Regions from separate parts of the Homo sapiens genome. Here region 1 is linked to region 2. Evidence: read pairs that join two places in POLR2A ChIA-PET (ENCODE). Cell type or tissue: B cell. All regions are shown on one strand. Each heading gives the region's core, and the rest is flanking DNA. Links, peaks and the distances in the headings are about the cores only.

What was found. ChIA-PET counts read pairs that join two places held together with the same protein. Peaks named below come from ENCODE experiments on the same cell type or tissue, not always from the same donor. Only the 100,000 strongest peaks of a DNase experiment are listed, where the experiment ranks them.
Region 1: POLR2A ChIA-PET joins it to region 2 with 11 read pairs; 4 of 35 experiments call an interaction of 5 or more read pairs at or near these places.

What each region holds. Positions count from the first base shown.
Region 1 is chr10:5,691,482-5,694,389 of GRCh38, reverse strand. All of the region lies in intron 1 of TASOR2 (transcription activation suppressor family member 2), which reads right to left. Among named protein-coding and RNA genes, the nearest start is that of TASOR2, 8.1 kb to the right of the region's middle. RefSeq lists a silencer at 1,497-1,726. In B cell, for the core only: no CTCF peak of the experiment used is centred there; a DNase peak (open chromatin) is centred at 1,519; H3K4me3 peaks cover 1,289 bases; H3K27ac peaks cover 1,139 bases.
Region 2 is chr10:5,603,406-5,606,313 of GRCh38, reverse strand. No RefSeq gene overlaps it. Among named protein-coding and RNA genes, the nearest start is that of LINC02678, 5.8 kb to the left of the region's middle. In B cell, for the core only: no CTCF peak of the experiment used is centred there; no DNase peak of the experiment used is centred there.

The DNA of each region.
Region 1 (2,908 bases), core at 138-2,637, 88 kb before region 2:
ACAGTAGGGTTTCAATAAATATTTACTTAACAAATTAATCAATTAGTTTTCCAGATCACTTTATTTCTAATTAAAGCCCCTCAGTACCCTCTCACTGCCCTCAGAACACAAAACACACCCTCCTGGCCATGGACAAGTAAAATTTGGTCCCTGCCAATTTCCTATACCTCATCTTGCTCTACTTTTCCCTGACTTACTACTGAGTGGCAGCTACATGGATTTTTCTTTTTATAGCTTTTTCCTCTTTTAAGGCCTTTGTGCATGCTGTTATTTCTGACCAGAATTCTTTTTTTTTTCTCCCCATTCCTCCCATGGTTGAGCTCTTTCTGTTCCTTTAGTGACATCTATTTAAGTCATCCACTCAGATAAACCTCGGATTACCCTGCTGCAAGTGTTTTCTTTAAAGCATTAGAACATGGAATTATTATAAATTTACTTTTTGGTGGGTTGGGAGAGGTCTATTTTCCCCAGCAGAATGTAAGGTTTATAGAGGCAGGCATTGTCTGTTCACCAAAGTCCCCAGGGTCCAACAGAGCTCCTAGCACCACAGTAGATAATCAAATATTCTATGAAGTTATCTTTGGATGGGACAAGTACAGGTAGTTTTTGCTTTACTTTTTACAGCTTTATATATTATCTGAAATTTTAAATAAACATAATCTGGGTGAAATAAAGCTATTTCCACTTTGGAAAAAAGATCTCCTGTAGTCCTAAGTAGCAGCCAGTTATAGTTGTGGTTTTGTGGGGGTTCCCCCCTCCTCCAGGGATGAGGTTGCCCAGGTTGGTCTTGAACTCCTGAAGTTACAGGTTTTTTTTAAATGAAGAAAATGTAGAGAAAACAAATAGCATTTCCCGTAAGTCAAAACAGAGACCCAGAAAACAAAGTGACCCTATTAAAAGCCAAAAAATACAATTTGAGAAATACACAATTTTCACAGAAACTTAAACATTCATTAAAAAATTTCTTGCCACATACGAGTTTAAACCAAGATAATCACGGCACGCACAAAGGGAGTAAAAACTAAGGTAATAACCTGCAAATACTTGAAGCGCAAAGTCAATGTGCAATCCCTGTTCTACATTTCAAAAGATGACCTTAGCTATTGTAGGTTTACATAGGCACACACACAACTAGCACCGTCTCTCTGGCGGTTCTGCAAGGGCTCCACCACTACCACACACAATCCACTCACAATCAGGAGTGAAGTTAAGCCTTCGGGTACCATACAAAAGTGTCTTTCATCACCAGGGCTCTGCTGCGGGGCCTCACTGACCCTGCCAAAGCTTCTCTCCCCACACCCTCACCAGAAGGTAAAACGTTACTAGACAGAATAGGCCCATTTTCTCGGGTCTCCTTCGCACTCAGCGCTGTATTAACAGTCACCTCCGTGGGTGAGCCCGCCCCAGGCACAGCGGGGGTCAGAGCTTCCCACAACAGCATGTGGGAGACCTAGGCCCCTCCCCGACTCACCTCATGGTGTGTTGGGGAGGGTGGCTGTGTCTCTGCTCCGCCGGCAGCCCCTCCGGCCCCCTCCCGCCAGCCAAGGCCAGTGCGCCAGAGCGGGGAACTCCGCGCAGGGCGTGCTGAGCGTGTAGGGCGCGGGGCCGGCGGCGCCTTTTGAAAGTCAACAAGGGCGACGCCGGCTCCGCGAGCGGAGCCCAGGGGCATGGCCCTGACTCGGCGCCCACGGACCCCACAGAACGAGGGGATCCCTGCAAACCCCACTGAGCCCGTACAGCCAACAGGGCTGGGAGATCCCCGCACACTCCGTAGACCCAACGGAGCTTGTAGCGGGTAGGGACTCCACACACCAGGGAACCCTACAGAACCCGCAGGACCCCAGGACCCTGCAGACCTGGGCGGGCTCAGTCGTCAGAACGGAGCACAGGACAGCAAGCCAACTGCCCCCGAGTTCTTGGACGTCACACAGTAACCCCACTAGGAGGATGGTTTTAGTATTATTTTACAAAGCTCACTCCAAGCTCCAATTTCCTTAAGTGTCCTACCCGCAAGCCCCTAGTAAGGATATCTATCAATCTCAGGTCTAATCTAAAATACACGTTCTTTTCACTACAGTGATCTCAAGTTATTATAACTCTTCGTCCCACATCATTTATGCAGCCTCACCGGCTACAGTTTGATGCAGCTTTTTAAATTTACTATGTAGATAATAAAAAATGTATTTATACATGTCACAAAATTAAAAAGTCATAATGAATATGGCTTTTTTTTTTTTTTTGAGACAGAGTGCAGTGGCACAATCTGGGCTCACTGCAACCTCTGCCTCCTGGTTTCAAGCGATTCCCCTGCCTCAGCCTTCTGAGTAGCTGGAATTACAGGTATGGGCCGCCACGCCTAGCTAATTTTTGTATTTTTAGTAAAGGCGTTTCACCGTGTTAACCTGGCTGGTCTCAAACTCCTGACCTCAACTGATCAGCCCGCCTCTGTCTCTCTAAATGCTCAGATTACAGGCGTGAGCCAACATGCCAGGCCTGAATATGGTTTTTTAATACTTCACATAGCTTCAGGAAAATTGATACCAATGCCTGGGGTAGGGATGAGGTCCCTTCCCAATAAGCCATGCAGCCCTAACAAAATTTACGAAAAATTTAATCAAACGGAGGTGCAGGGGGAAGATGAAGTGTTTGGCCTGATCTAAGGACATCTTTACTCATTATGTTTTAACTAAGCAATCTAAGATACCCACATGCATTGCCCAGAAGAAAGCCTAATTAGTAGATCTTATTCATCATTACCATTAGTGTGTTGTATAGCATATAGGATAATTTGAACTTATAAAGCAAGTTAAATTCATAAACAATTATGTAGATTAACAAAGAGCTATTCAAAATAAAAAATTCACTAAGGTATTTAGTATATCCAGTAGGAGACAAATTACCTTTTTTA
Region 2 (2,908 bases), core at 102-2,601:
CCCAGGAAGGATAAATGAGACACTTGCAGAACCAGAAGGACCTTAGTGATCCCCAGTCCCCTCCTTTGAGTTTATACAGAGAGAGACAGGGAGACCCAGGGAAGGGACAGGATTTACCCACAAAACTAAGCACTAGAAAAGGTTGGAATTTGACTTGAACTCTTGAACCTATTATGTCCTCATCTCCAGTCCTGGGCCTGTTATTGCGAATACATTATGTAAATGGAGAAACTTAATGTTTTAAGGAAATTATGGCTCAAATAACATACACTATTAACTATTTTAAGGCCTAAAAAACAAAAGAAAAACAGGTTGGGCAACCTCATCACTTCTTTGTTCTTGGTTTTCACGTCTCAACAGGGTTCTTCCTAGTTGGGGTGGTCTGGAGTCAGAAAGGCCCCCAGGGTCTCCCCAGATTTTAGAATTCTAAGGCCTAACCCACAAGTCTGTGGTTTGGAGTGAATTTGTATGGGTTGGGGGTCTCCTTCAAGTCACTTAATGCTTTCAGAAAATGTGAAAAAAATTAGTGGGGCATGGTGGGGTACACCTGTGGTCCCAGCTACTCTGGAGGTTGAGGCGGGAGGATTGCTTGAATCCAGGAGGTTGAGGCTGCGGTGAGCTATGATAGCGCCACTGCACTGCAGCCTGGGCAACAGAGCGAGACCCTGTCAAAACAAACAAACACACACAAACCAACCAAACAAAAAAAGCAAGAAAATGTGACCACATGTGAGAGAGGAGAAGGAGGAATGAGGATGTTAACATGCTGGTGAGGTCTTTCGGAGGCCTTTTGGTCATCAGGGTTTACACTGGGGAAATTACGTGCATAGAATGGGAAGTAAGAGAACGAAGAGGGTCTTTCGAAGGTCAGCCCCACGAGGTCCACGCTCGCTCCTTGATCATGATTTTGGTTTTGTTTTGAAAGCCAGTCTTCCCATTTCACTGCCTTATGTAACTGCATGGGCTTGTTTTGAAGCTGGATTTAATTTTAGGTGAAGTTATACATATTTAGACTTATTAGGCCTCATGAGGAGTGAAACTCAGTCTGGCTGGTGCTTGCCCTGGGAATTAATGTGGTGTTTTCATCCGAGTTCTGGAAATCAACTGCTGCAGGAATATGTCTTGGATCCCATACTGGTGTGATCCCACCCACCCGGGACGCTGTGCAGAGCTGGCCCCGAGCCTGCACCTGTCTTTCGTTTTCCTACACTCGATGTGTCCTCAAGAGTGTATTTGGACTCAAGTCTGACTCCAGAGGCGGTCCTTCCAGAGCTACTGTTTCTCCTTTTTCAAAGAAAAGGTGGCTCTTTCAGGAAAGCCCCTTCCCCCCACCAACTACTTCTCAAACCTACTCCTTTTGCTGGGCCCAAACTAACTTTTTCTTTCCTTCCTTCCTTCCTTCCTTCCTTCCTTCCTTCCTTCCTTCCTTCCTTCCTTCCTTCCTTCCTTCTCTTTCTTTCTTGCTTTCTTGCTTTCCTTCTTTCTTTCTTTCTGTCTTGTCAATGCAGGGAGCTATGATCACACTGCTGCCCTCCACCTCTGTTGCCCCAGCTGGAGTGCAGTGGTGCAATCTCAGCTCTCTGTAGCTTTGACCTCCCTGGCTCAAGCGATCCTCCCACATCAGCCTCCCAAGTAACTGGGACTACAGGCATGCACCACCACATCTGGCTGATCCCTTGTGCCTCAGTTTTCACCTCACCTTTCAGGCCTTTCTAGGAAAAAATCCTGCAATGAAGCTTGTGGAGATCCTTGAAGATGAGACCAGTGGAGCCTGGTCTAACCCCAAGGCGAGTGGGGAGGCCCGGGCAGGGAGTGCGTGGGGGCTGCACTTGCTGTTTTCCACGCAGCACCAAGGATGGCTTCCCTCCCAGGATCCTGCCCTGGCTAATGACATTGAACCTGCATCATGCATCTGCACCGCCTCCCGGAGTCCGAGGACCGTGCTGCACAGCCTCCTTCTGGGACTGAAGTTGGAGGAGTGAGAAGGGAGGGTTCCCTCCTCCTTCTGAAGTCTGAGGACAGGCTCCTTCTGACTGAGGAAAGGAAACATCATTATTGCTTATGAGAGGATGGGAAGGGAACCACCCCCCACAGAAGGCAAACCAGTCTTGGCGTCTCCAGGAAGCTCGGCATCTGGAGAGTGGTTGGCTACGCTGGTGTCTCCTCTCTCTCTCACTTTTCCTCGACTGTACTTACAGAAAAGTGTGCATGCCGTGAGTGTTCAGCCAGTTGAAGTTTTATAAGCGGAGCCCACTCTGAAGCCATGCCCCGCCGGCATCCCAGACCCTATCCGCGCCCCTGCCCCGGGCGGCCGCCATCCGGTTCCCAGAAGCAAGGCTGGCTCTGCCTGTCCTTGGACTTCATACACTGGCAGCAAACAGCGTGTGCCCTTTTGTTTCTGGCTCTTTTGCTCAGTGGTGTTTGTCCCACCTCTTTGGAGGGATCTAAAACCCAAGCAGGGTTACCAGTGTGTGGGTCCCACAGGCAGCTTCCCAGTAGGATGTCAGGAAAAGAAAGGTGATGAGCTCAGAGGCAACTTAAGCCCAAAGCCAGAGAGACCAATGTTGTCTCCAGAGCTGGTCCCCACAATGTGGTGCAGAGCTCTGACCACTTGTCCCCAGCATGCAGGCTGCGCAAGGCTGGGGGAAGTCCTCCTGTCCTGGTGGCCCCAGAAGCCAATGGAAGAGGCGTGACTTCTCAGGGCCCCCAGCACTCTGTCACATTCACACACGCTTTCCTGGTGCTAGGAACTGAGTGTTTGTGTCTCCCCCAGATTCCCACGTTGAAATCCTCACCCGCGTGAAGATGGTGTTAGGAGGTCAGACCTTTGGAAGGTGATGAGGTCATGAGGGTGGAGCCCCAACGAATGGGATTAGTGCCCTCATGAAAGAGACACAAGAGAGATGAT